7 separate regions of the Mus musculus genome follow, and all the other regions are linked to region 1. The links are chromatin loops, found by intact Hi-C in ENCODE. Cell type or tissue: heart. All regions are shown on one strand.

Region 1 (4,000 bases):
TACTCTAAAAGCCAAGTTCCTTCATAACTCTGAGGTCACATGATGGCTTGTCTTGGCAGGAACTGCAAGACCTGAAACTGTGGGTTACAGAAAAGAAAGATTTAAGAGCCTCTCACCTCACAAACTTGGGCATCAGGTCAGGGGCAGTGACAACTTGTCAGAGTCTTGTTTGTGGCACCCAAACACACCACGCACTGGGACTGCAGAGATGGCTGGAAAGTTAGCAGACTCTGGTTTCCTAGGTCATTAATGCTATTGATTATTTTGCTGCTTAAATACCGAGGCAGGAACTGGTGCTTGCCCCAAATACAACCAGTCAACTCGTATCCCCCTTGGCCCTTTAGAAAATGCAGATGTACCAAAACCTTAAAGCACAGCTGAGTTTAAAACATCCAGATATTGGTTCTTTTTTTTTTTAAGGAAAAGAAAAATGCTGGTAGAGAGGATATCCCCAACAAACTAAATGTTGATCTATCTTTTATTAATTTCATTTTTTATCTTCTTGTGTTCAGACGTTTGACAGCTGTGACATTCATGGGCAATGCATTTGAAAAAGAAGACATAAATATTCAGAGACGTATTAGAATGCTGTTCGATGTAAGCACCTGTCTACTTAGTGTTGACGGAAAATCATTTCTTTTGCTTTATGCGTGTTACCTCCAGAGACCACAAAGGTCCTGTTCTATCTAAAGAGCTGGTCCCAACTTCAGCGTTTGCTCTCACAACTGCAGTGTATATAGCTAATTAAATTTATTGAGAAAACAATTTTGTTTTATACTTTCAATGATACTTAAACAATTTTCTCAATCTTCATCTCGGAAACAATTATTCTCCCCCCCCCGCCCCCCCCCCCCAGGATTCAGTGAACGGAAAACCTGGTACAAGGACCTAAAACAATCACACTGCATGGTTTCCTTTGTCACCAGGAGAAGTTTCCCAAGCAGAACTTTCCAAGAGAAGTGTCAGAAAAGATACTCACAAGATCTCTGAGGGCCTTATGAGAAACATCACAATGTCTGCATACAGCAGACCCTCCTTCCTGTCTTCAGTGTCCCACATTTCAGTTACCTGTGGTCAACTGCAGTCAGAAAATAATAGATGAAAATTTCTAGAAGTGAATAATTCATAAAGTTTATGTAACTTTTATTATCCTACATTATTACAACTGCTCTATTTTATTGATTCCTGACATTAGTCTTGTTCTATGGCTAACTCGTAAGTTAAGCTTTTCATAGGTATATATGTAATAGGTATGGATGCATAGGAAATGCTGCAGGGCCAACGCAGCTCAGTACAAGCCATAGTTTTAGGCATCCATGGGGGTCTTGAAGCATATGTTCCTCTAGACAAAAAGAAAAAATCTTTTTTTAAGTTTAAGATTATGTTAATAGAATATGTAACACAAATATGCATTCGTTACATATTCTATTAACATAATCTTAAACTATCATTATTACACAAAGATATACAAGTCAAGTAGTAAAGTATCATGTTTAAACCAAATACATCATTTTTTCAATGTTCCCCCCCCCACCCCATCTCCTCTTAACAAGTAACTGTGCACAAAGAAACAGGGACAAAAAGTGGGAAGGACAAACTTCATCAGGATACCGGAAAGCTGTGGCGACCTCAAGACCTGCTTTTGCTACAAAATCTCAAAACCCCATAAAGGTCCCAAGTGTTCATACTGGGTGTGATTAACGTAATCGTTCCCCACAAAGACTAGTTTCCTTTCCTAAGTTAGTCAGACTGTTGAAGAAGGGTTTGCCAAGGGTTAACGCCTGACTGCTCAGCACCTCCTTCAGCGGAATCCCGGCTCAGAATTACAAATGTACCCTATTATCAGAAATATAATGAAACACAGACCAAAGTGAATGAAGTCTAATTTTTTTGGCTTTGACATTTCTCCCCATTTTACTTTTACCTGACAGGAGTGTGTAATGATGTTAGCCCAGCCTGAAGAGATGGGAGCCCTGCTTGGAGAAGAGAGGCAGGCAGCTAAGTCCGCAGAGCTCACGCTTCCAAACCCTGACAATGCTGCCACCTACAGGCTAAAACTTTCAAGGCCGATTCCACCAGCAACTGTTTTCCTACCCCTAACAATGAAAAGCACACAAGCTCACAATAGAACACAGCCAAGTCCCAAACTCAGAACCCTGCAAACAGTTAAGTTACCAGGTGATAGCAAAGAATGGGCCCTTTCGCTTAGGTAGTGCAGTGCTGTTCCATAATTTAATTAGGATCATCACATGGCAACCAAAGCTGTCTAGAGGAATTACGAGCCACAAGTTCAGATCACACGTGAATCCTTTTGCTCAATTAAAGCTAAGCAATTTTTAAGGGTCCCCCCTCTCTTTGCAGTATATGCAAAGAGCAGCGAAGCGTGGCCTACATATTTTTCGCATTAAAATTATTACATAAGGCCTGTAGCATTTGAAATACTATGGAAATCAAAATGTTACACTCTGACCTTGGGCATTTAAACTTCGTCGTTTTGGAAACTATTGTTGCCCTGTTTGCTTTGTTCTTAGAAAATTACTGTGGTTAGTTATAATAGCTGAATGAATAATTACTGAGGGAAGGGGGAAAAAAAGGATGTAATAGTGGCGGAATGGTTCTCGAGCCTGCATTTTACTAAACAGAGTTTTAATTCTGTTTGAAGTCCAGGCATCGTGACTAATGGCGTTAGCCTTCTCTGCCTTCCCTACTGTACCTGTCAATAAAAGCGATTGCTTTGTTCTTCCAACTACCGAACCTTCCTAACCTTTCTGCCAGGAAAAATTGCAAAGAATCTGATAAAGGGAAAAAAATAGTCTTCTGGAGGAGCCGAATTCTAAGTTGATGTAATTCTTATGGATTAAGCACATTCAACAGCATATCAGCATGCTAGGCTGTAAGTTCATTGTGAAGCATTTCTCTAAAGTTTAAAACTGTCTTCAGCTTTCTCACTAATGATTTCAGAGGACAGGGCTGACAGTCCTTATTTCTTTTTCCTATACGTAAAACATGTATATTCAGATACCCAAATTATAATTCTTATCAATCACCAATTGTATCATCGGATTCTGATTGGTCTTTGAATCTCTCCAACAAGCACTTGCAAGTCAAGTAGCCTGGAAGTTTTCACAGATGTGGAATTCAAAATTAACTTTTAAATGATCAGTGGGAAGAAACACACCCTTCTTTTAAAGGAGCCTTGTAATAAGGCATACAGAATAGAAAGATATAAAGAAATCAGGCAGTGCAGCAAAGAACATTACATTAAATTGAGCATCTTTGCAATTCGGAAGTGATTTATTTGTTTATCTATGTATGCATGACACACCTCCTGAATTTTCATATGTATTTCTTGAAACAACTGAATCAGGATGCAGAGCAGAACTCCCAATACTCTGAGATGTTCTCCATGAACTCAGAGCTCAAAAAGAACATTTTACACGTTACAGTATTGCAGCCTATTTATTATTTACAATAGGAAGAAATCTGGGTGTTAAGAGTATATACACACATTGCATTTGACTCACGGATAGTTTATTAGCTTCTTAGATGAGTTACGAAAAGGAAAAAAAAAAACAGGATGAGATCTTTATTTTCAAGAAAATCTGCAAAGATTAAATCTCTCCACATTTGCAGCCAGATATTTGCAGAATGAACAAGCCCTTTAAACACTCGCTGAATTTAGTCATAATAAGAATATAAATACAATAAGAGATTCCTAAGGGGGATGTGATTTTTTTAAAAAATTTCCATATTCACTACAATAAATGTTATGCCTAGAAATTTTATAGCTAAGAGAAACACAGAAAATACTATACCCAGAGCCAGAAGACTGCTCCAGTACAAAGCAAGTCTGATATATTGCCTTCCAAATACATTGCATGTCCCTGGTAACGTTGTAAATTATGGTTGCAAATGAGGCCACAAACAAAATTTTGCTCGAGGCATGAATCATAAATTCAAACAATAATCATCTCCTACGTGAGGCACAAATACTTTGTTT
Region 2 (4,000 bases), 1.2 Mb before region 1:
AGTTGAGAAGCAGTGACCACTTTAGCTTAGGCAAAGATTGCAGAATCCTTTGAAAAAGCTGACAGGGATTTTCCAGAGAGGGGTGGGGTGGGGGGAATCCTAGGGTGGGCATTTTATGCAAATGAACAAATTTGAAATGTAGTACATATCCGGTATAGTAAAACTGACAATTCTGACAGTATTGACAACATAAATATATGTTTGAACACCGCACTTTCAGACACTTAACCGATGAAGCAATAAAAAAAATTCGACTACAATATTTCAAATAATCGACATTGATGTTTTGATACATCATTTTTATCCTCTGAATCGATCTATCACTCTCAGGCTGGTCAATTTTAAGTAAAAATGGGGAGCAATTATTTGCACTTTGACTAATGATGACCTAATAACAATCTTCAATTAATTACACCCAAACTGTGCTTTCTTCCCTCATAAATGGGGGGTGAGTGAGAAAAATTCTTAGGGAGTAGAGCTGGTAGTAGGGCACCCTTTCTGCTATTTTCCATTCTGTTTGTCATTTGTATATAAAGAGGTCCAGAGTAGAGCCTCGTTCTTTCGTTCAGAACACTTACAAAGGAAAGTTGCTCATGCCTGCACTACACACCTTTTAGGTATGTTAGGAGATGTAGCCTCCTTTCTACTTCGAAGCCGTTAGGAGTTCCTAACAAGCCTTCTGGCCACGTGAATCCCAGAGTTTAGAGGAGTACATGGAAGGAAGACATTTGCTTAAAGCACAGATTGGAGCTTTTTCTCAGGTTGAGTGTGAGGGAAAGGGATGGAGGAAAGGATGAGAGAGAAGAAGAGGATAAACAGAAAGAGGAAAGGGAGGGAGGGATGGAGAGAGGGTGGGAGAGAGAAAAGGGGGGAGAGAAACAGGGCTGGAAGGAAGTAGGAAGAGGGAAAGAGGGAGGGAGAGACGGGAGAGGAAGAGAAAAATAGAGAGTATGAATGGATACAGCAGCCTATCGATGAGCCACCTAGCAGGGCTTACTGTCTGGGTCTCGGTCTTCCTTAACCTCGGCTCGCACCACTGAGCGGTTTTAAGTACAGGAAGATGCGTGTAACTCCCGTTTAGCCCCACTGGCTTACTCGAACGGTGTGTGTTGGTTCACCATGTGGTTTTTCTAGGGGGCTTTCCTAGTCCCACTTTGACACTTGTCTCTAAAGTGTGCGCGCGTGTGTGTGTGTGTGTGTGTGTGTGTGTGTGTGTGTGTGTGATTGGTGGGAGTTCTGGGAATAAATCTGGCTAACTGAGGAAGAACAAATGGACAGGCGCCTTGGATGTAGACTGCAGACTGAGACAGTCCCTTGGAAACCTAGATTTCCCCGGGGACGAGAGCACCGAGTATCTTATTCCCCTAAACAACAACAACAACAACTCTGTCCCCTGCTGTGCTGTCCAATCCCTTCGAAGCCTCCTTTCTCCCACACGGGGCTTCCTGGCTTTCAGATCTCAAACTTATATAAGCTGTACTAGCCGGAATCCGGGAGAGAAAAAAGTCTTGTTTCCAGAAAACTTCCCAATTGTTAAGCCCCTTCAAAACACCACCCGCGGAGTGTTGGGCTCGTCAACACTTTTAACACAGCTAAGGTGCTCAACAAAGGGAGAAGATGAGTGTGAGTCACTCTGGATCAGGACTGGAAAGTCTTTATGATCTGGGTGGCCGACTGCCTTCTAGTTACAACCGTCCAGTCCGGGGGGCGGGGGGTGTCCCTGTCTGCATTGGAATCTGTAGTAAAGACTAGAAAGGGGCGGAGGGGAAAAGAAGGAACTGGAAATGGGATACAGAGCGCAAAAATGACAAGAGATAGAGCAAGAGGAAAAGGAAAAGGAAGTGAGGAAGGGCGTGGGAAGGAGAAACTGACAGCGCCACGGTGCACAGAGTGTTTGGAGCCCCGCCAGATAGCGCTAGAGGGCTATTTATTGAAACCCGTTCTTTCCGCGCCATAGGGAAACAGCTAAAATGGGAAGAAATCAAACAGGGCAAAAGCAAAATGCAACAATTCCACTCCATCTTTTTTTTTTTTTTAACCTGTCGGTTCATTTGATCGTATTTCCAGGGTGAAAAAAAGTCTATGATAGAGCACGAAGGTGTGAAAAAGGAAAAAAACCAATAAATAAAAGTAAACACAAAGCAAAAGCAAAAATAAACCAGTAAGGTGGTGGTAGTAGTGGTGTGAGGACAGGGGCCCTTTCCCAGGGTAGACACCATCTAGAAAGAGCACGAACCAAGGTAAGAGGTAAGCAAGTGAGCAGAATTCTTTTTACTGTAACTTTTCAGTTATACTGCGGAGAAGGTCAAAAACAGTTCACAAGGATGAGCGGAGGTTTACGGAGAAGAGACGTTTTAAAAGTAATAAATGGCTCCAAGGGCTGGAGTGTGGGACAAACACGTTAATAGAAATGCCAAATAAAATATATATCAAAAATTCCAACTGTCAGCCAGCAGGACCAGGGCAGAAGACAACCTAAGCCCTGAGCCTTTGTCCCAATAACATAAGACTCAGGGCTGTTTCTGCAGGACCACAGCACCCTTGGAGAACAATTTACAGACAGCCCAGGAATCCTGGAGAAAGGGGGAAAGGACTTTTAAAACTCACCCTCCTTTAGAACCCAAAGGAAAGTAGTGCAGATGGAAAGAGAAAACCTGAGAGCAGAAGTGGACATGGCAAGAGAAAAAGCAAATGGATCGTGTGTTTTTGAGGTCCCACCCCGGCTAGATTCACTAATTCAAGGAAATAAAGGTCCTTCGTTCCTATTGATATTTTACTTTTAAGTATCAACCTTGTTTGTCAAAAACCCTGGCATTTCCTATGGCTAGCCTCCCGTTTTAGCAATGAGCTTTCCTTTGACCCAATGAAACCCCTCTTAACTCAAAGGAGTAAGTTATCTTCCATTAGGCTGAGCAGAACCTCCCCAATTCAAACATAATCTCACCTTCTTTCTTCAATAAAACTCTCCTTGATACGAAATATTCCAAATCAAAACATTAACTAAAGTTACAAACAAGATTAAGGCTGGATTTACTGGCTCTGGTAATAAAGCATCAATTGTTCTAACTGTTGAAAAGAAGACAAAAGGGATTTAAATCTGGTGATTTTAATACACAGATTAACACTTCAGGACCTCACAGTTCTGAGGAATGTGGAGTTATCTGTGCAGAGGATCTGGACATTGGGGAGGGGGGATATAAAAAGAACAGCCGCAATTACCACCTCAAGGAGGCTGAACAAGCACAGCTAAAATAAAGTTGGAGTTTATAAATGCTACTTCAAATTAACTCCCCTCCCAAAAGCCAATGCCGTTGGACTACAGAACTAGGGGGCTTATATTATTCCCTTAAATCCTTAATGTTACCTATAGTAACATTCCACAAGGGATCAAAAGAAGAAAGGGAGAAATAGAAAGGAGTGCTTTTCAGAAGTCTAGGAGATGCTTCAATAAGAAAGGGGGTGATTAAAAACAGACTCTTAAATTTGAGAGGCCCAATTCTCTTTCTCATTCACCCCCTTCAGTACCCCCCTTTTCACCTCCTTTTTAATTCAATGTTCCCACCCCCCACTCCAGAGCTAAGTAGCTGATTTAAGATTGTGAAGAAATAGGTTTTACCAACCATATTTGTTCTGGGGCACTTGTAAAACGCGATTTGTAGAGAGTCTTTAGCCTTCCAATTGTCTTTGAATTGTTTTTACTGAAACAGATCTTTTGCAGTTAATGAGTCCCCACACAGCTGGACAGCTCCTCACGGACACTGAGAACTCTAACCCCAAAATGACCCCAATTTGACACCGCAAGATGAAATTTTACCGCCTGTTAAAACCATTTCCAGCCTGGGCAGAAGGGGCTGACTGTTGACTGAGGTGTGCATGGCGCCTGTGACCCCCATCTCTTGTCTGTCTCTGGGGCTGCCCCACCTATTTCCCTTCACCTCAAATGTGGGAGAGTAAATGAATCCACAAAGGGTGTGGAGTGTGAAGCTCTGAAAACAAGGTG
Region 3 (4,000 bases), 230 kb after region 1:
ATCCCGAGTAATGTAATGTGAGCACTAATTAACGGTAATGACTGCTAATCACTTTGCTTTTATACTCCTTCAGGAGCACTGCTATTATCCAACGTAGTTAAGTAAAATGGTTGTATGTGAATCAACACTACTGCATCCTCCTAGCAGCTATTGCTCACAATCAAGCTCTGCATAAATTAGAGTTAACGAAAATTGATTTTAATATGCTAGATTTGTAAAACAGTAAACCGAAATATCTTGTTAAAATTCTGACTGTCAAAAGGCTATTGTCAGCTGATTTTGCAGTTATCCTTGTAGTAGATAGAGAACACCATTCCAAATGCACTGTCCACAACCTGTCCTAGATTTCTTTGAAAACATATGTGACTCATAGTCATGATAGCACTTTGATTTTGCTGGAAGCGTTTATTTTATCAGATCAATGAAAAAACAATAGGCTAATGTTTAATATTTCTAAATTTGTCTATTGACTTCCTAGAGGGTCTCCCAGATTTTAAAGTGATATAGTCCATTTATATAACCTTGATTCATGGTATTGTACATTCATCATTCATTAAAAAGGGTTGCTTTGTTATGTTTAGACCCCTATAAAAGCTTTCTGTTTATTTATACTTATTCCACATACCTACACACTGCCTTGCCTCAGGAGAAGACTAAGTAAAACTCATAAATTAATAATTTAAGGGAGCAGTACTCAAGTAGCATTTTGGTTAAGCTAATAAGTTAAAGCCTCGAAATTGGTACCAGCAACTTTAACAATGCTTTACTTTTGACTTTTATTGGCTGAAAATAACTTGTTAAACTGGGGCTTTTGTACTAAAATGAAATCTTCATGCAGTCTTAAATCCCCTTCCCTTCTTTTTGATTTACAAGCAGGTTGACTTATTGTAGAATTTTTAACACTTTTACAGTTCTGTGCTTTGATTTCAGAGAAGGTGTTAATCTCCCTGGACATTGGAGAGTAACAGAGGTGTGTTATGTAGTGAGTGGCTTTTCTAGGGAAATTTGGATTTTATAGTAGAGGTCCAAGCTTTATGATAGTACCTGTGTACATGGTGATGTATGGACCATGGTGTGCTGGTGATGTGTTTGGTGTGTATTAAAGGATTATCTTCTTGTCTCCTTTTGCATATTATCTCTAGTTTCTTGGGGCATGACATTACCATTCTCATAACTAGTGAATAATTCGAGATACTAGTTTTTAATTATCCAAATGAAATATTTTTTATGTTATTGGTGGTATCAAAAAATTAAATCTGGCTAAATAAGGAAGTATAAAAAAATTTAAATGGTGATATAATATGAAGCTTTATATCATGTATACTAGGTTTATTGTATATATTGAAAGCATAGGTATAAAACAATTGGTACTGCTTATAATTGAATTTAGTGCCAAAAAATTGTGACAGAAATGATGTGAATTTTTATTTCCTAGGTTTGTAAGTACTGTGGGTAACACTGGCACTGTTGTCCAGTAGATGTTTTTGAGAAAAACTTGTGTTTTAAAATTATGTTCTGTATTTGTATATTCCTGTGTAATAAAATGTTTTAAAAGGTAAGGATTTCAGTTCTCAGTTTTTGCTTTTTTCCCAGTGTTTACTTTCACGTGAGAATGATTGATCTGTAGCTGTCATTTTACCCAAAGAGGGGACAAATGCAATTGGCCTTTTAGACAAAAGTATGCAAACAGGCTGCATTCTTTTCCTGATAGAATTATGGAAGGATTGCAGGAGGTGCCACACTCCTTTTGGTATTGACTGTGAGGAGGGCTCTGCAGTGGGTGCTGTTTGCAGTGGATAAGGAGGCGCTATGATTAGTTCCCTTTCTTGGGAAAGCACTACAAAGGGAAATGAAAGGAGCCTGCTCTGTTCTCAGCCTGACACTTGTTTTTGTTAAGTTTTTCCCCTTATTGAAGTCCAGTCTCTTAGAAAAAAATATACTTTTGGTTTTTTCCCTTTATATTAAGCTTAGTAGATTTCCATTCCGTTTGACCCTTTAGAGAAATTATAGAATGTTTTTTTCTTAAGGCTTCTATTGTAAAGCGTCAAAGCTGGTGCAACAGTGCCCTCTGTAGTCTTTTAGGCTCAGAGAGAGATGTGGATGAATTTGCAGTGTCAGGTAAAGAGCAAGATATTTAAATTTAACCCCCCCCCCCCAAAAAAAAACCCACCACCACAACCAACAACAACAACAAAGAAACCTACAACAACCAAGAGGTCCCTTTTTCCTAAGCAGACATTCTTGTTTTTCACTATTGGCTTAACATTAGACAAAGGGAACAAAAGACCATTCTGAGTTTTCATGTAGAATTATGGGCTACCTCTTGTTGCTAACCCAGTTTTATCAGACATTAATCAGAGTAATTTGAGATAGAAGGAATCTTACAAGCTGTACGGCCTCTTCGTGAAATACCTTTTTTGAGGTTGAACTCCAATAAGAGTATTTAAAAAAATTTAATTCTTTGTACTTGCTTCTTAATTAGAATCTTAGTGGGCTGCCTAGAACTTAACTTTTACTTGTTCTGGAATTGGATAACCAAAGCTTTATACATGAGATTATTTAAATTCAAACCGAGGCAGTTACATAATGACTAAAGTATTTTTCATTCATTAGCATTGATTTAAATTGTAGATTTCCCGTTCTCCCTTTGGTTAAGTATTTGGTATTTGATTGTACTTGTCTGAGTGGATAGCCAAGTCTATCATTGTGAAACAGAACTAAATATGTGAATTTTATAATTGATTATAAAAGCAGAGATCATGTTTAACATTTTTAGAAGATAAATATTTCAGCTTGAATTTATTATACTTCTAAAGGTTCTTTAATAAATAGCCAATCAACCTACATCCTATATTCTGTAATTTTCACTAAACAGCATGTTAAACAGAATTCCAAATATCTGAACCTGATTTGTTTTTTTCCCCTTGTTTTTTGATTTTTTTTTTAAATCTGTAAAATGGGACTAGCTTATCCTTTGAGAGTTTTGTAAAGGATTAGAGATACTGTGTATAGGTTGTGCAGGCACTTTCAATTTTTCAAATTGTAATTTTCAAATTTCATAGAGCAAAAGTAAATTACTTTGTTTAATAGGAAGACATTTCAGTATGAAATCTAGAGCACACTTAATGCGCACTGTTTTAACACCCCTCTCTTGAAACTTCTGGTGACTTATGTGAATCTGAAACTTGGCACAGAATTCCTTGAAAATGTGGAGTGGCAAAATTACATGTGCATTGACTTTCAACTCCCTACAAATGCCATTTTCAAACATCTTAGACTAGCATCTTTATCAACTAAATCTTAGTAGCTGTTCACATACTTAGCAGTATGCAAATGCTGATGATAAACTTTGGGAGTAATCCCAAGGATACCTTCCCCTCAATAAACATTTGTTTACCACTAACCAGGAACAATACAATAGGTAAAGTAGATGAAAGTGTTTTGTCTGCTTAAAGTGTCTGCTTGAGGGAGTGCCTAGGGCCTCTTCCTTGAAAGAACTGAGTTAGAAAGCACAGGTCCTCTCCTTTGTGCCTTTGGATGGCTAATACACTTTCTGTTTTCTATAAGTCTTTCAATTTCTGCCAGGTAATATTGTACCAGGCACTTAAAAGACAGTCAGTTAAAGGATACAGCATACAGAATTTTTGAACATCAGTCTGTCTTATGCATGTATAATTTGAAATTTCGTAAGTATAAAATGCGCAATCTAACATGCCTGTGTAACATTTCATAATTATTTCACTTCAAAATATCTAAAACAAGCACACATGCATCATAATGAGAAATTGGTTTTCTAATGAATTATTTGGCCCACAAGCAATAATAGAAAATGAATAGCAGATATTCAGAGCTTAAATGCTGTTGGTTAGCAAGTGCCAGTGTTTTAAAGGGGGGTTACTTGAACCTTTAGACATTATAGACGACCCAGGAAAAGAAGCAGTCCTATGGAGAACTTCTGAATTGACTCTTCTCAGTTATAGTTTTTACTTAGTGTTACATC
Region 4 (4,000 bases), 660 kb before region 1:
CCTTGTTTAGTCTGGAGAGGCAGAGCTGGAGGGCTTAACAGCAGCCCTCCCTTCCATGACAGAACACAGCCCTTTGCAGGTAGAGGTGAACAGCTGGTCTCTGTTTCCTCTGAGGACAGTACAAGCCGTGGAGTCTTAAGTGCAGTCAATGGGGATTCAAGCAAGATGTTAAGAAGCCTTCCCAACCCCAGGAGATGTGCAAGGAGAGAACCATCAGGTTTTCTGGATTTAGGCTGTGTTGAATTATGGTTATTAATTATATTTTAAGTCAGAAAGTTGAAGTTGAAAAATAAAAAGGAAAGGACAATCTTCCATGCAGGACCCCAGAGAGGAAAAGAGTGGATAAATTGTGATCTGGGGCCAGAGACCATATGGGATGAATGAACAGTATCACTTAGGATATTTGGCCGGAAGAAAACGAAATACAGAATGGAAAAAAAAAGGGGGGGAGGATTGCATACATCAAGAAAAGAAAAAGAGAAAAGTATGGGAGGTATTTATATTAAGCAGACTATTTTAACCAAAGTTTTGTTTTTGGTCATGGGAAAAGAATCCTAATTGTCCAAGTGTGTGAGAAATAGTACTCGCTGCTGGTTAACCCTGTTTTGTAAAACCGGTGTAGTCAAATATGAGAATCAGGGCCAAGAAGCAGATTGGCCATATTTTATTTCTGCCTTTACAAAACAATACATGCAAACCAGAAACGGGATGAAATGACTTTTCAAAGCTTTCCCAACCTTTTGATTCTATGACATAAAGGGAAATGGTGGTTATGAGTCAAGCAAACAGTGAGTACATACAACACAAATCAAGGACTAGAAACGTCCACATCAAAGAGGCAGGATCCGGATGGTAGGGATTACTAAAATAATAATAATGATAATAATAATAATAATGATAATAATTCCAAGCATCATTGACATTGTTAGCAGGGGAGATACAGACTGAGTGGCCAGTGATGTAGGCCTTGTGAAGATCAAGCTAAGGAAGGAGACCCATGATGGGTTTAAGAAACTTAAAAGTCTAAGTCTTGCCGAGTGATAAGAATGTTGCTTTTTAAGGCAGTCATCTGTGGTTGCAAACCTATGTATGGTGTTTGGGATGATTGCAGTTGTAGAAACACAGACACAATGATGGGCATCTCACACAGCAAATAGCTCAAGGATGCACCTTAGCCTTTAAGATCATGACCAATGTTAAATTATTTCATCCTTCTTTAGCCATTTTAATTCCCACACTACTCAGAATTAAGTGTAAGTGTTCCAGTTTGCTGTACGGTGGGCCTGTGCCGGCACTCCACTCCCCGTTTTCAGGGCTAGTTGTGATCAACGTTCTGGTTACTGGTTATATTCTGTGACTGTTGAAATGGGTAAGACCCTCGTCACACTGGGCTTTGCTGAGCCAATGCCGGGTTTGCTCATTTAGTATGTTCCATCTGATGGGTTTTATAGTGCATTGCTTTGTTTTGTTTTTGCTTTTTTTCTGGCATAAACTTTTCTTCACTCTAAGTAGCAGAAAATAGAATCATGTTTGTATTTGTCAACATAACAGTTATATATAGCTTATAGTATTCTGGTACACAGAACTTAATCAAAAATAGATTGCTGGCCTTTTTTTTCTGCTTTTAAAAAATATGCTTTGAATTCACTTGTAAAATGATTTGGGTTTGGAAATCTTTCTTTCTTTTCTCTCTCTTTCCCTGTCTCTTTCTCTGGCTGTCTCTGTCTCTGTCTCTCTCTCTCCCTTATCTCCCTCGCTTTCGACAAAGAAAAGCCTTTTGTTCTGGTCCCTGCCAGTGCCTTATTCAGTGACTTTCTGCTGTCCCCTAGTGGCCCGTTAATCTTTTTGACGATGGTGTGATTGTCCCTGGAACCAATTCTCCTCTCTTCTGTTTTTTCCCTCCCTTTCTGACTCTCATCAGCAGGCATTTAAAACATTTCTAAACAACCCACGAGTTACCTTTTAGAAGCAGCAACTACATTCTTCAGCATTCAGTCTCTGCGCTCAATTATACATGCCCAGGGAGGAGAAGCCATCTAGGCACACTCTCCTGTCCCCTGCCCCATGTCCTCCCAAATTCAGATTCTCGAAATTCTAACACAAAATTGATGAAAGCAAAATGCTGTCGGCTTTGACTGTTCCTAAATGCCAGACGGTGGTGAAGTGTAGTTTGTGACAGGTTAGACTCTTTATGTCAATGGGTTTACAAACAAAAATTATCGTATTGCTTTCCTTTCTCTTTTGAAAGTTCTGCTTGGTTACTTTCATGTTTGTAGTTGCTTTTTTTGTGGTGGCATTTGTCAAGAAGTAAAAAAATACAACAGCATTCTCAATATTTGAAACATTAGATTAATTTACTTATGTGAAAGGCAGATTCTCATTCATAGTTACCAGGCTGGCTTTAAGAGATAGGGTCAAAATTTTCTCTGTTACCTCTCTACCTAAGTCCAAAACTTTCAATAAATGAGAGCTGGATTTGCTATTTACATCTTACGTCATTAAGCCACATACGTTCAGTTCTAATGTGGTGCTGGTAAATTTCTTAACAAATTCTTTCCTTCCGTTTACTAGTCATTTCAAACTGCACTTAATGAAAATGAGATACCTAAGTTTGTCAGAATCCGTAGTTCGGTTTTTAAAATTTAATATTAACCGATTAAAGACAGTAAACCTGGCTTGTACAACCCCTTTAAAAGATGGTTTAAAGCATTACCGAGACTTTACAAGAAAAGAAAAAAAAATCCCAACTTGGATGAAATCTAGCCCATTAATTGAACATTAGAGAAATCTGAGCTGAATGCTGAACTAATGATCGCTTGGCTCTGCCTTGTTTGGCACTTGCCATGGTTTTGACAATGATCACTTGACTAGTAACACTATTTTCTTTCTGAACTCAGGGGGAAGAGGGTTGGGAGCGGGGGAGGGGAGAAGAAGGCGCAAAGCCTAGGTCCTCCTATTTCTTGGTAATTCCAGTGTAGTCTGGCTGCGTGGCAGCGAAGGAGCTAAGCTGCAAGGCTCCCTTCAATGACATGAAGCTTGTTTCTTCAAAGAAAAGTTGATGCAGTTTTTAAGACTGCCTCTTTTCTGAAAGGTCAGATGGCTGCCCAGTTTAGTCATTTCGTGTGTTTATGCATGCCTCCGCTGGGATAAGGCATTACAAAACAAAGCCCCGGATTGCAATCAATCTTGGCCTAAGTGCAAAGTCACCCGACCAATCTCTGGAATCCTGTGCCTATCATGAGACAGGGGGAAGGAAGGGCTTGTGCCTCCTGCACTTCTTCTCAAGAGAAAAGACAAAACCCCTTCCTAAGCCTTTGTAGGGCTCCTGCTTCTCCTCTGCAGCCTGACCCATCTCTCAAATTCAAATTACAGGGTTTTCTAAAAATACATCCTTCATCAAACATCCTAATTTACAGTAGCTATTTTTCACAGAGAAATGCCTGATTTTTTGTTCATTTTTTCTTGTTATTGTTGTTGTTGTTGTCTAATTCAGATTGTAAATGTCCTAAAAATGTTCTCCTGGAGTTATTTTTAAAACCTCATGGTAAGTTAGGTGTAAATACTGTGACTATTACTGGGACCTTAGGAAGCAACATATTTTTGACTGATTCCTGGAGGTGAGAATGCCATTTGGAATTTTAATTAATTTAATTTCCATTTTAGATAAAATTACTCTGAGAAATCTTAATTCTAATGAATAAATGGATTTTATTTTTTCTTTTCTTTCTTTTTTTTTTTTCCATTGAAGATTCCATTAGAGTTAGGGAAAAAATAGAGGATAAAGTTTCCTTTAAAGAAAAATTAAGGCTACAGACAGCCTTAATAAACCTTCTGCAAAGTAATCGAGAATAGCCAGTGGTCTGTTCTCTGCAGAATTAGTTCTTCCAAAACAATACTAAAACTGAGCAGTCGTACTTTTTACAACTCTGGAGACTATCTAAACAAAATGAGCAGATTTATAGGGCTATTTTTAGTGCGCGTCACTGCATTACAGTTTACA
Region 5 (4,000 bases), 590 kb after region 1:
TATAGCAAGAAAGTAAGCACATATCACAGACAAATTATTTTATATTAGTGTATAATTTTTAATTTCCCCCCAAGCCCCCTAAGTAGTCCAATATCAGAAAACTTTGGTTACCCTAGAGTTTTCTAAATTTATTTTTTTTCTTTTAAATAAATGTGTCTTTAGGTAGCAGGGTGCGCAGGCTAGTCATGCCTTGTGACATAAGAAGAAAAAGAAAGGGTTGTTTGTATTGACCATTCTCTCACCTCTAGGGCTTGTTTGCGAGACACCACTGGAAAATTAATAACACTGAACCAGTTGTGATGATTATAGCAATTTCCAGAACTTCTCCGTTAATATTAAGATTGGGAAAGTTAGAGCTTCTAGAATTTAAGTCTTCAGTTCAAGAGGTAACCTCGTGTGAGGTAGGGATTGGTGACATTATACCTTGTGTGTATGTATAAATGTGTCATTGTCAACCGTGTGTGTGTGTGTGTGTGTGTGTGTGTGTGTGTGTGTGTGTGTCCTCTCCACCCTTACACATTTCTTCAGGGAGTCACAAATGACTTATTAGCTTTTCTACTCCCGTTTCATACCATCTCTGTGGCCTCCCCAGCATCCCAGCTCCTCCTTCCAGATGAACTGTTCTTTCCAGTCCCTGACCAAGCAAAACTCCAGTGAACTCAGAAGCCCTTGTGATAGACGCGGGTTAGAGACCAGACCTCTGAGAGCACAGCAGTAAGTGGTTCTAGGGTAAGTAGTTGGGAAGAATAAAGATGCCCCTGACCAACATTGACCAACAAACATTGGCACTCCAGAGTCCCACATACACAAACTTCTATTGCATTGAGTCAAAAGAGGCCATCCTCGGGGGGGGAATAAGAACTATTAGCTTTCCACTGCTATCTGTTTTTTGTTCCCCGTCTCATTTTTTATTTGATAATTTGTGGGACATTTTTTTTCTATTTTGCTCAGTTTCTGCCTCCATTACAACACCCAACACTCTAATTAGCTTTTGTATGGGACAAACAGGAGGTATTGCTTCTGGCAGGATAGGATTTTCTGTCCTGTTGATTGATGGATTAATTTTTATTGAGCACAGTGTGCTACCAGCAGAACCAAAAGTCCGGCATGCAATTCCAGCGCCAGTCACTTACGTGCTAATGAAAAGCAAGACAAAGCGGTCATCCGGCCAATGGCTCCTCTCCACCCTGCCCCCTCTCTCTCCCACTTGTTTTGTTATAATAGACCAGTAGAGGCTGCCTAGGAGAACAACTTGTGTCCTTGCTCAGGTAGCCACCGTTTTATAGATTCTTACCTTTGTGTGTGTAAATTCGTATCTGAAAACCTTGGGTTTATTTGAGTGTATATAGCTAGAAGTCTGTCACCGTTCTCTTTTTGTCAACCCATTCTCTTCCATGCTTCGTAAAAGGACCAATGAAGAAATACAACAGAACAGTGAACAGGCAGCTTGGACTTCGCCTGAAACTTGAGAGGCTCAGAAAGAAGTCTCCTGGGCCCACTGAGGCTAGTGCGGTGAGACCACCTCTGCTGCCACCCAAACCAACAGCTAGCTGGCCTTCAGCTTATCAGTACAAACGCCCCTGCCCTCTTGGCTACGCACCCTAATCTTCAGTCTGTTCTCGAAGAGTCTCAAGAAGCCCTGCCCCTGTTCTGTGTGGATCTGGGTTGCAGCCATTGAGCCTCTTTTGCTGGGAAGGCTCCCAATAGCCTTCAACAAGATTAAATGCACTGATTTCTACCCCCACCCCCCAAAGAATCCGAGTTTTATTCTAAACATGAAATTTGCTTCTAGGTTATTTTTGTGAACGTTAGATTGCAGGAAACCAGACAGTGGGGTTTTGAGGGCATAGGAGAGGAAAGGGAAGGGCAGAAGTTGACCTGTGGTGTGGACTTTCACTTTAAACCTCAGCCCTGATCATGAGCCTCCTGGTGCATTTGATGGGCTGCACTGCTCTCTAGTGGCTAAAAGAAAGAACACATGCTATAATCAAACCTCCCTAAAATGTAAGGCTACTTTGTTAATTTTGGTTCTTGCATTCAGTTTCAAGAGTGCTTTCTTTTAAATGTGGAGAGAGAGAAAAACATATTTTTGGCGTGAAAGTACAACTTCTTGCTGAGAATGGTAGAACACCCCTTCTCCACTTCTCTGCCTCGCTTACTTCTTCAAGTGATCTATGCTCTTAGGGGTCTGCAATCTCTGGGGCCTTCGAGAGACCCATGCACTGGGAAGAGCAGCTGGGGGAAGCTAACATTTATCCCCAACACACTGGGCAGCAAGTTATGTGGGAAGACACTGGGAAATGCATGCTGTCGCTGCTGCCTCCATGGGAGGGCTTTTTCCTAAGTTTTCTCACAAGCCTGGATCTGTCCCGTCACAATAGAACCGTCTTCCACCATCACAACTCTCCCAATGTACCTGTCTCCAGCACACTATCATCCTACTGGCTTCCTGCAGCTCATCACCCTTCAATACGGACTTATTTGCGTGGTCGTTGTTTCTCCTGCTCACAATATGTGCTTCGCAGAAGCGGGGACCACATCTATCCTTTTCACTACTGTCTCTCCAGATACAAGAAATGTGCATATGCTCAAAACAAGGCAGACTCTAAGTATTTGCAAATAAATAAGTGAGTGGGGAGAACACAGAAGCCCTAAGCATTTCCTTCCTGTCGACTTCTTTCTCTGAAACATCATTGCCAGTATTAGAAAGCAAGTCTTGTGGGTGAATGCAGGATTTCACGAAAACCTGTAAAATGCAAAAGTTCCACCCACACTTTCATGGAGGCGGCAGACTAGGTCTGGAAAGTCCCAAGATGAGGCTTAATTTCATTTTCTAAGTCTGATTGTTCGTGCTTCTCCTTCTACTGAGCAGAAAGTATTATTGTACACAGGTGCAATCTTCTAAATATAATAGACATGCATAGAGACAATCCAAAGGGCTTTTTAAATCTTTAGGTTTTAATAAACAAATCTCAGTTGGTAGCTTATTTAATCAAATTCACTTAAGAGACATAAGCTTAACATACACACTCCACCCTATCAGGGGAATTTTTAAGGAATTTTCTGAAAGACATTTCTTTTTAGGAAGACAGCATTTGCCTCTGTCTCAATGTCCTTGACTTCACGATTGAAGATTTCTTTAGAAAACCTCATTGTTTTAATTACCCGTTTCCCTTTTTCTTTCCTTTTCCTTCTTTATTCCACTACGAAATAAGTATTATGACACTTCTAAGCACCGTTTTTAGTAGAATTCAGTCATTCTATATCATGAAAGGATGCCTTGTGCATTCTGTACCTTCCACTATTCTGTGACCTTCCCTCTGCTCAGGGATGTATGTGGGACTAAAGAGCTCCTGCATACAGAAAGAAACCCACTGGCTTAAGCCTTGCCCTCAGCAAATCTGGATGCTGAAAAGCAGAAATTAGCCTGTCAAACAAGCATGTGTGTAAGTTCTATACATGGACTCCATCAGTACATATCTGTGGGCTTTATTTGCCTTTACCATGTGCAAGAAAGGCTCAATTCAATACAGGACACACCTGTGAAGTGAAAGGGCCTCTCCCTCCACAGAAGTTCCTATGAGGTATACAGATAAATAAAGACAGGATTGTAGAAGAGTGGACTAAACATGAAGAGAGAGTCCCCTGGCAGGAACCTAGTATGTCAAGAAGGAAGGCTTGTTGTTGCTCTTGTTGTTTTTCAGAGGTGGGAATGAAAATATAAATGAGGAAAGAGCTTAGAAAGTAGTTTTCCATCCAACAGGACAACAGGTATACCCAGGCTTATCTGAGGAACTGGAGGAAGCTGTGTCGTTGGAGGAGCACGTACAACTTGAGAGAGAAGAGGCAGGGAAGGGGCGAGAAGGCTGAGGAGAGCACAGCACATCCCACAGAGAATCTTACAGGTTATTGAAAGGCAGCTGAATTCCAGCCAGAGGGCAAGGGAAAGCTGTTGCAGGATTGTAATCAGAGCTGATGTGATCTGTACAGCCACAGTGTG
Region 6 (4,000 bases), 1.3 Mb before region 1:
AAGCAGAAAGAAGGCCGCAGGGCTGTGTTAACCGCAGCGCAAAGTCTTCTGTCCCCATGAGCCGCGAGCCCAATGGATGCCGCAGTAAGAAAATGTCGTATATGACCTGCAGACGGGAGGGCAAGTGCGTGGGCTTTGGATACCAACTAGGGAAGTGGTTCAAGAGTAAGAGGCCACTCAGGAGAAGGGGGTTGCTTGAGCTATGGCCTTGGTGTTACCCCCGGGAAAGCGAGCAGTTACACTCAGTTGTGAGAGGTGCATTAACCTCGTCAGACCACTAGGGTTCAAAGTGTTCCGTAAGGGGTAATTTATTAAATGGCTCCTAATTGCTTGGTAATGTACCTTCCAAAAGTCATTTCTCTGCGCTGTGATTAGGCCTGGGCTTTGCCAAGAGCTGTCACTCTCTTGCAACTCCAGAGAGATGTAGGAGTTTAGCCACTGGGCAGCTGTGTCGCTAACCAGAGCTCGGAATTCCACCATTAAAGCCGAACTGTCCACCTAGCCTCCAAGGGTGTAAACACTCAGATACAAAATTGGTACACCATATCTTTATGCCTCTTATTAATTATACATGAATTTGAATGGAACATGAGCAACCAGCTCTATTGTTGTGGAGAAAGGATACAGTTTTTTTTTTAAGAAATCGATCATTTTGTGACATTCTTTCTTCAAGATACAGAAATAACCATGCAATATATGTGTTTTTGCCACCTAAAAACAAATTTTGCTTGGCCGCCTTTGCTCCATCTGGAGGATAAGCAACACGAATCTCTGGCACGGCATTGGACAGCTTTCAGTCATCCTGCTCAGTAGTCAACCTTGGGTTTGTTTGTTTGTTTCCTTCAGTTGTTCTCCTCAGCGATCCTCCTCGGGAGTCCTCCTCTACAGTCCTCCTCGAGAGTCCTCCAGCTTCACTCTTTGACTACATTTCCTAAAGACTGATTCTGTTAATTAACAAGACCAGCAGAGGGAGTGCGAGAACCCTGTTACAGAAAAAAAAGAAAGAAAGAAAGAAAACAACTAATGGAAATCAAAGTTTTAAAACTCAATACCAAGCAGAGATAGGAAGTCTGGTGTTGAACTGCAGAGGCATAATCTCAGGATAGAGGCATCCACTTTGGGTATGAGGCTACAGCAGAGGAAAGAGCTCTGCCAGTCACTGCTAAAGTCTACCACACTCTTTGACTTCAGGATGCAGCTGGCCTGCTGTCTCCAAGCCGGCAGGGTAACTACACCAACAACTTCTATTAAGATCAGAAGGACTTTGGGCCATAGTAAGAGAACGAATTTCTAAAACTGAAAGGTGAAAGTGATGTAATTTATGTCTTTCATTGTTTACATCAGTTTGTAGACCTGACAGAAAGGACAAACACCTGGGTATTATCCTCCAACACTCAGGGACAAAATGTGAAACTTGGACTCAGGGTTAGATATACATCTAATTAGCATAAATGGATGAAAATGATCAGATTACAAAATAACTCAGAGGAGAGATCCAGCACAGAAAAAAGAAATCATATAATCAAATCCCAAACTTGGTTTTACAATTTGTTTTTACAATTTCCAGACTACTTAGAGAAGTTAGGCATTTTCTAAACATGTTTTGAGATTATTAGAAGAGGCTCACTCAGCTCTAGTGGTTAGTGGGTTATTTAAGACCTCGGTGTCCCCTGAAGGGCCTGTCGGAGCTGTGTTTTCCCTGACTTTAGTAGGACTTCTCAGGACATAATTGTGAGATCCCAATAACCATTGTTTCCCGACGGACATCCCTAAGAAAACAATGAATGACACGGGCAAACCAGGCTTTACCACATTCAGCCAAATAAAATTCTTTGTTTTACAAACTTTGAATAAGCCTGAGGATATTGCAACTTGTCTGGAAGTTTGGCAGGGAGGGAAAAAAAAAAAAAAGAGGTTTGGAAAGTAAATATTCAGTTCTGGTTTCTCCAGTAGATGTCACTTTCTGTACACGGGATATGACACCAAGCTTTAGGAGATGCTTATGGTGGCAAAAATTAGCGTTGGTTCCAGACAAATGCCACCACTGCTAAGCTTCCAATGGCTTTTGCTTGTGTTTGGAACCTTAAGGAATAGTTAAAGCAAAGTAAGTTCAGTTAGTTATCTGTCTCCCGCATCTCTAAGTAGTGTTGGTCATTAGGTATAGTGTGTAACACAACACTACTAGTGCCTGCTCTGTGGGGTTTATTGTTTGGTTGGTTTTGATTGTTGGCTTGTTTGGTGTTGTTTTTAGCATTATTCTAAGCCACGGCATAAAATGAATTGGTAAAAAAAAAATTAATACTGTCTTCAAGAGAAGAAGCTATCATCAATTATGTGCCCCGTGTTTACCAAGAATCTAATAGAAAGTGAGATTTACTCGCCTAAGACTCTTTCAATGTTTGTCTTCCTGAGTCGTCTACATGATTCCAATATTCATGTCAGTGTCCCTTGTCTGAAGTAGGAAGAGGAGAAATCTAGTGTTCTGAGGTGCTCTACTCTTTATTCTGCACCAGAATAAAAGGGAGAGAGAGTAGGAAGGAAGGAGGGGAGAGGAGGAAGGAAAGGAGGAAGGAAGGAGATGAGGGGGAGGGGGGGAGGGAGGGTAGGAGAGCATTATACATTTTAATATCATTTTTATAGCATCCACACGTTCAAGAATGAAAATCAAAAATTAATAGCTGGAATTAGATTAATACTTCCTAAAATACTTTCAAAAGTGCTCTTTTCGTTTCTAGACATACGCCTCATTATGCAGTTCTATTTGTATTCCAGAGCAGTTGAGTTTTATATTTGAGTTGTTGTAATGGATGACTTTGAAATGACAGGGGACAGTGCATTTTTGTTTCTTATTGATCAGCTCAAGGCTTTTGCTTGTAAATACTGTGCATTGAAATAACAAAACAGGCTACAGAAGCTTTTAAAAGTGAGACCGTCAGGGTCACATTTGATTCAGTCGTTGTATTGACCAATGTGATTTGATAATTGACAAATTAAGCTCATGAGAAAATTAGATCAACAACCACTTTTATTTTTAGATGGTTTAAACAAAAGAGATAAAATTTTGGGAGCAAATAATGATAGGATACTGGAACAAAAACTGCCCCCACGAAGGGAAAACCTGGGCATGCAACATTTTACAAAACAAAGAAATCTGCCTGGCCCATCAAAATAAACAACATTTAAATGGTTGCTTTGGGTTTTAAATATTTTTGCACAGAGCAGACCCTACGAGATTCTTATCTGAGCTAGAGATTTCTTGACATGTTAACCGGGCAGCTCTCTAGCATTCCTCGGTATCCTGGGCTAAAACAAAGAGATGACAGGGGTCGGGGTAATAGAGGAGGCATCACCTTTAGGCTCCTGGATTTCGTGGAGCAGGACACCTGGCTTGCTTTTAATTCAGTCAGAGTTAGAAACCCACTTCAGGAAAAAGCCCAGAGTTTTGTTTTCAACCATTCTAAGCAAAGGGAGTAACCAAAAGAAAAGCCAGGATTACAGGGCTCAACCAGGACTTACATCGCCCAACTTTGAGAGAAGAGATCTGATCCCACACCCCCACGCCCCAGCTTGTTCTCGACATTATCTTCAAGTAAATATTATCTGCTGCTTTTATGAAAGGAAAGAATGTCACAAAAAGTGTCGTGGAGTTGAAGCCAACCGCTTAGTATCACAAGGCTGAGGTCCTTTATTTTGATTTGAACCCTAAACAGAGCTATGCTATGTGCACAGAGCCTCAGGCTGCAGACTCCTCCTATGTAAAGCAGGCACCAGCAGGCCTGTTAGTGGCCACTCAGGCCTGAAGCCAGCAGGGCTGCAAATTCCCCAGAGCTGGGCTTCTGGCTTTGGCCTTTCTTTGTCCTCCTCCCCTCCCCTCCCCTCCCCTCCCCTCCCCTCCCCTCCCCTTCTCTCTCTCCCTCTCTCCCTCCCTTCTACCCTCCCTCCTTCCTTCCTTCCTTTCTTTTCCTTGTTGATGTTGGGGGGGGGGGGGTAGTGGTGGTTT
Region 7 (4,000 bases), 2.0 Mb before region 1:
CGCATTGGTTAGAGTTATTCAAGCATGAAATATTAAGAGAAGTTTTTTTTTTTTTTTTTTTTTTTTTTTTTTTTTTTGTAGAAGTAGTAGGGGACAAAATAATTATCGGCTTGTACTACAGCTCAACAATTAACAAGAAACAAAATCCTTTCTTAGGCTTAAAACCATTTCTACATTAAGCACCGTAGCTCTTTCCCCCTCCTGCGGGCCCACCCACAGGATCTTTCCTGGCTCTGCCTGTGTCTTTGGGGTCTTTTGGGGGCAGGGATGTAGCAGTAGACATTGGACCAAAAAATAGTGTGTTTCCTAAAGCACAGAGTGCTCTCGTGTCTCCTTTGAAGTTATTGCTTTGGAAATGGACACGGATGACTTACAGTGTGTTTATGGTAGGTACAGTGAGCAGTGAGGAGATAGGAGAAGAACAATGCAGACTCTGGGGTAGAGAGTTCATGAGGACATCACAGGGATGAGTCCAAAAGGCAAAACAATTACTGCCATCGTGAATACTGAAGGAAGGGCAGAGAAATCCAGCAAAATATACCTAATAGATAATATTTGAGTTAATGATGATCTGAAGGCTCGCTAGCATCTCCAAGGAACTGGAGTTTTCCTGTATCCTGTGGCAATGACATTTAAAAGGACTTTTCCATTCAGGCCCTAACCACTTGGGTGATTCTGTACTTAGCTAAATAACTGAAGACGCTCTGGGTTGTAAGGCAATTTCTGTTCCCAGCTGCATTAAAATGCTATTATTAATTATCTCCTTTGGTCTACCATTATGCCTTTATTACACACATATTGTTGGCCTCTGTGATTATTGAAAGGTGGTGCCATACACAGAGGCATTACGCTTAAAACAATAGAAGCTGTTTATTTGCTTGTAGGAGATGTCAGGGGGAGACAAGCATTGTTGGCTAGAATTGACTTGAGGAAGTAAGGGGAGACTGATCGCAGCTCAGCCTAACAGTGTACGAGACACACGCTCCTACATGGCGGCTTCCATCATGCATTTCCCACGGAAGAAGGGGTGGGGGAGTGGGCACTGAGTAAATGAAGGTGAATACAGACTCAATTGTCGTGTGTGACAAGACACTTTCTCTCTTTGTTTAATATATAAATCAGGAGCACTTAGGAATTGATATTAATTAAAATAATGTATTTGCTTTCTTTCAACAGTAGTGTCAGCCTTGTTAAAAACGGAACACTAGATCTTCAATTAGACTTTCAATATTAAAAATCTCTCATGAAATATGAATTAACACTTAACTTGTTGCTCATCAGATTAAAGGAGAGAAAAGTGCAATGGATACTCATCTTTAAGCTTTCCTAACCCTGAGAGTAAGGTGATGTCCAGAGGCAGCACGGATCAGGGAGCTACTATTGTTACCTTCCAATAGGAGTGACTGCATCTCAAGAGACAGCAGAGAATGCCATTGTGTCCCCAGTATGATCTTCACATTGAGCAGCTAATGCATGGTGAATCTGTAAATGTCCTACAGTGAAAATGTAATTGTCCTTAGAATTCTGTCAATGTATATTTAGGGACAGGAACAGAAAGGGGCTTGATGGTGCTCTGCAGTCTCCCCCACATTCAGAAAGATTATGAAAACACTATGAAACGTATTGTATTTAAAGCACATGTTTTCTCTTTAGCTATATTGAAGTCTGGAAGCCAGTGAGCACTTCCAAGGGAGCAGGTGGAGAAAATGGCATTGCCTGCTCTCTTCAGATAGACACTGGATGTCATGCCATTCTGTTTCACTGGTTGCCTGAAGTTCCACCAGACATAACTGAAATGGCCAGGCTCAGGCTTCATAGTGCATCCAAAGATACATTATGAAACTCGAACGATCTTGTTGGCAATGTGTTGGCTTTGGTGAAAGCTGCCCATAAATGTGCTTGCTTATAAAGCACATCATTGTTCTTTTAATTACGTCCCACCTGGATTTATACATATGGAAAAGGTGACTGAATTTTAGACCTCTCTCCGGGAGTGGTGTGCACCAGAACAGAGAAGCCACAAGGTGGTGGTATGGTGCCATATATATACATTTTTACTGGACAACAAGAAAAGGGGGTTTGTTTAATGAGCTTGCACTCACAAGCCTGCTCATCTAGTGAACTGTGACTTTTCAAATACCAACCTATTAATGTCAAAGGCAATACTGAAGGGAACAGTTCTGTTTGATTTAAAAAATACAGACAATGTGAAGTCCACTATGGCCCAGTATCTATCACCTATGGGGCTCCATTCATGCCTAATGCTTTATTCAAGCTAAGACCTAGTTTTTAGATATCAGATTAATACATATCTGCAGCTTTGCACCTTTCTCGTTTGATTTTTTTTTTTTTATCATCAGGGCTCTCGGGGGCCATTTTCATTCCCTTACTATAGCATCCGAAAGCAGGTGGATTAGAGATAACCCTCATTGTGCTTTGTTTTGCTCCAGACACTGTCATTAATCATTCCGTAAGCCACACTTCACTTCTAGTAATCAGCACTGGCTGCTCCTGAGCTGGGCGAGGATTGCCTCTCACTGTGTAATATGGAATTGGAAGCGAATGGCTGAGGCCAGATGCCTCTTCTGCATTCGCTGGCTATCTCATCATTTAGGTATTTATCCACCTTGGGCTTGTACGGAGAGCACCTCTCTCCTTCCCAGGAGGGCACAGATTGCAACAGAGGATCAGATTTGTTACCCGGGCTTTGGGCTTTGATTGCCCTCTTATAAGTTCAGGATTAAAGTGAAATTTCCCACAGGGCTATGCAGGATTTGCTAGCATTTAACTGTTTAACCTGGCTGTTTGTGAATGAGAATCCTGTGGTCAACTATCCCATAGAGGATATTACAGTAAGCCGAGCCTGAATGGTACACATTCCGGCGTGTTCCTGTGAAGATGGGTGCAGTTGATTCCAATTAGCTTCGTGTCTGATGCTGGTTGTATTCACGCACACAGAAAGCAGGAACAGGGAGGTAAAAGCAAGTCAAAGCACTCTCATTCACAAAATATCCATATTGGTTTCAAACAAGCACAAATGCTGTCCCTTAAACGATAATTTCTACTTATGCTTTAAAAAAAGAGGCAATTGGAGAATTATTTAGTTAAGCACCAAGTTTTCTGTTTCCTGTAGTTATTTTCTATTCTTTTATTTGTTTATCATTTCTAAGGTAGTTTGTTTAAAATACCACGAAACTTAGAATATGACCAAAGCAGAGCACAGTTTGTTCATTTGTTTACTGTATGCACAGTGATCAGTATGCATTAGGGAAGTCTTAGGCTACACACAGTACTTACAGATAGAATTTCCTGAATCTTTGTTATTTCTGAAAAAGAAGAAGCCTCTAACATTCCCTTTATCCCCCAAAACTAAGAACAGGAAATTGAGGGAAGAACTATTCAAAAATCAAGTCCATATTATCTTTCCCCCTTCTTTTGTTGTTATTTAGGGTTGGATCTATTGAAAGGAGTGATCTGAAGGATGCTAAAATGATTTTTGTTACCTGGGTTGAAGGAATGTATGCCCACCCTTGTAGCTAAGCTATTTAATATGCTTTTTATATGCTTAAAAAGAGAGTGTTGACTTCGTGGTGTGCTTTCATGGCAATCAGCAGAGTAGTGAAGCAACAGAAATATGGCATTTGGGAAATAATTCTAAACTTTGTGGTGAAAGGGTTTGCAAGATCTTGAACCAACAAAAGCACGGACATTTTATTCTTCTGTAAATCTTCCATTAAATGTTTTAAAGAACTTAATTTTATGATACAACAAAAAAGGTGAGACACATTTTCAGTCGTAATAAGCAAAATAAAACAATGCACATCTGGATTTTTTTTTTTAAAAAAGGCTGGGTCATGGACGATTGAAACATTGAAAACTAAAGACAAAAATCCAAAATCGGTTTTAAGGATGTTGATGGAAATCCTCTTATAGCGGCTTGCGTGGGTGGCAACTGGATCATCTGTGGGGAACTGAAGCTGGGGGAACCACGAAGCTACGG

Evidence for each region. A loop is a pair of places that touch in the nucleus more often than their neighbours do. Peaks named below come from ENCODE experiments on the same cell type or tissue, not always from the same donor. Only the 100,000 strongest peaks of a DNase experiment are listed, where the experiment ranks them.
Region 2: it touches region 1 in a loop (3-fold over the local background); 10 of 42 quality-filtered maps call a loop at or near these places.
Region 3: it touches region 1 in a loop (9-fold over the local background); 7 of 42 quality-filtered maps call a loop at or near these places.
Region 4: it touches region 1 in a loop (2.3-fold over the local background); 7 of 42 quality-filtered maps call a loop at or near these places.
Region 5: a loop joins it to region 1, with 6 times the contacts of the local background. A loop is called at or near these places in 5 of 42 quality-filtered maps.
Region 6: it touches region 1 in a loop (5-fold over the local background); 12 of 42 quality-filtered maps call a loop at or near these places.
Region 7: it touches region 1 in a loop (4-fold over the local background); 5 of 42 quality-filtered maps call a loop at or near these places.

What each region holds. Positions count from the first base shown.
Region 1 is chr2:114,852,089-114,856,088 of GRCm38, reverse strand. Gm13974 (predicted gene 13974) reads right to left here and starts at 2,193. Exons shown (of 5, transcript NR_166464.1): 1 at 1,925-2,193; 2 at 980-1,078. In heart, a CTCF peak has its summit at 2,052 (motif pointing left); no DNase peak of the experiment used is centred here.
Region 2 is chr2:116,069,561-116,073,560 of GRCm38, reverse strand. The region is part of intron 2 of G630016G05Rik (RIKEN cDNA G630016G05 gene); the gene reads right to left. Among named protein-coding and RNA genes, the nearest start is that of G630016G05Rik, 4.3 kb to the right of the region's middle. In heart, a CTCF peak has its summit at 1,900; a DNase peak (open chromatin) is centred at 1,810; H3K4me3 peaks cover 3,509 bases; H3K27ac peaks cover 3,434 bases.
Region 3 is chr2:114,620,550-114,624,549 of GRCm38, reverse strand. All of the region lies in intron 3 of Dph6 (diphthamine biosynthesis 6), which reads left to right. Among named protein-coding and RNA genes, the nearest start is that of Dph6, 32 kb to the left of the region's middle. In heart, a CTCF peak has its summit at 2,063; no DNase peak of the experiment used is centred here.
Region 4 is chr2:115,513,047-115,517,046 of GRCm38, reverse strand. No RefSeq gene overlaps it. Among named protein-coding and RNA genes, the nearest start is that of 3110099E03Rik, 2.8 kb to the right of the region's middle. In heart, a CTCF peak has its summit at 1,816 (motif pointing left); no DNase peak of the experiment used is centred here; H3K4me3 peaks cover 355 bases; H3K27ac peaks cover 2,333 bases.
Region 5 is chr2:114,258,505-114,262,504 of GRCm38, reverse strand. No RefSeq gene overlaps it. Among named protein-coding and RNA genes, the nearest start is that of Zfp770, 59 kb to the right of the region's middle. In heart, a CTCF peak has its summit at 1,964 (motif pointing left); no DNase peak of the experiment used is centred here; H3K4me3 peaks cover 233 bases; H3K27ac peaks cover 429 bases.
Region 6 is chr2:116,103,383-116,107,382 of GRCm38, reverse strand. No RefSeq gene overlaps it. Among named protein-coding and RNA genes, the nearest start is that of 2810405F15Rik, 29 kb to the right of the region's middle. In heart, CTCF peaks have their summits at 968 (motif pointing right) and 1,951 (motif pointing right); no DNase peak of the experiment used is centred here; H3K27ac peaks cover 458 bases.
Region 7 is chr2:116,819,568-116,823,567 of GRCm38, reverse strand. The region is part of intron 3 of Gm13990 (a long non-coding RNA gene); the gene reads left to right. Among named protein-coding and RNA genes, the nearest start is that of Gm13990, 57 kb to the left of the region's middle. In heart, a CTCF peak has its summit at 2,017 (motif pointing right); no DNase peak of the experiment used is centred here; H3K27me3 peaks cover 199 bases.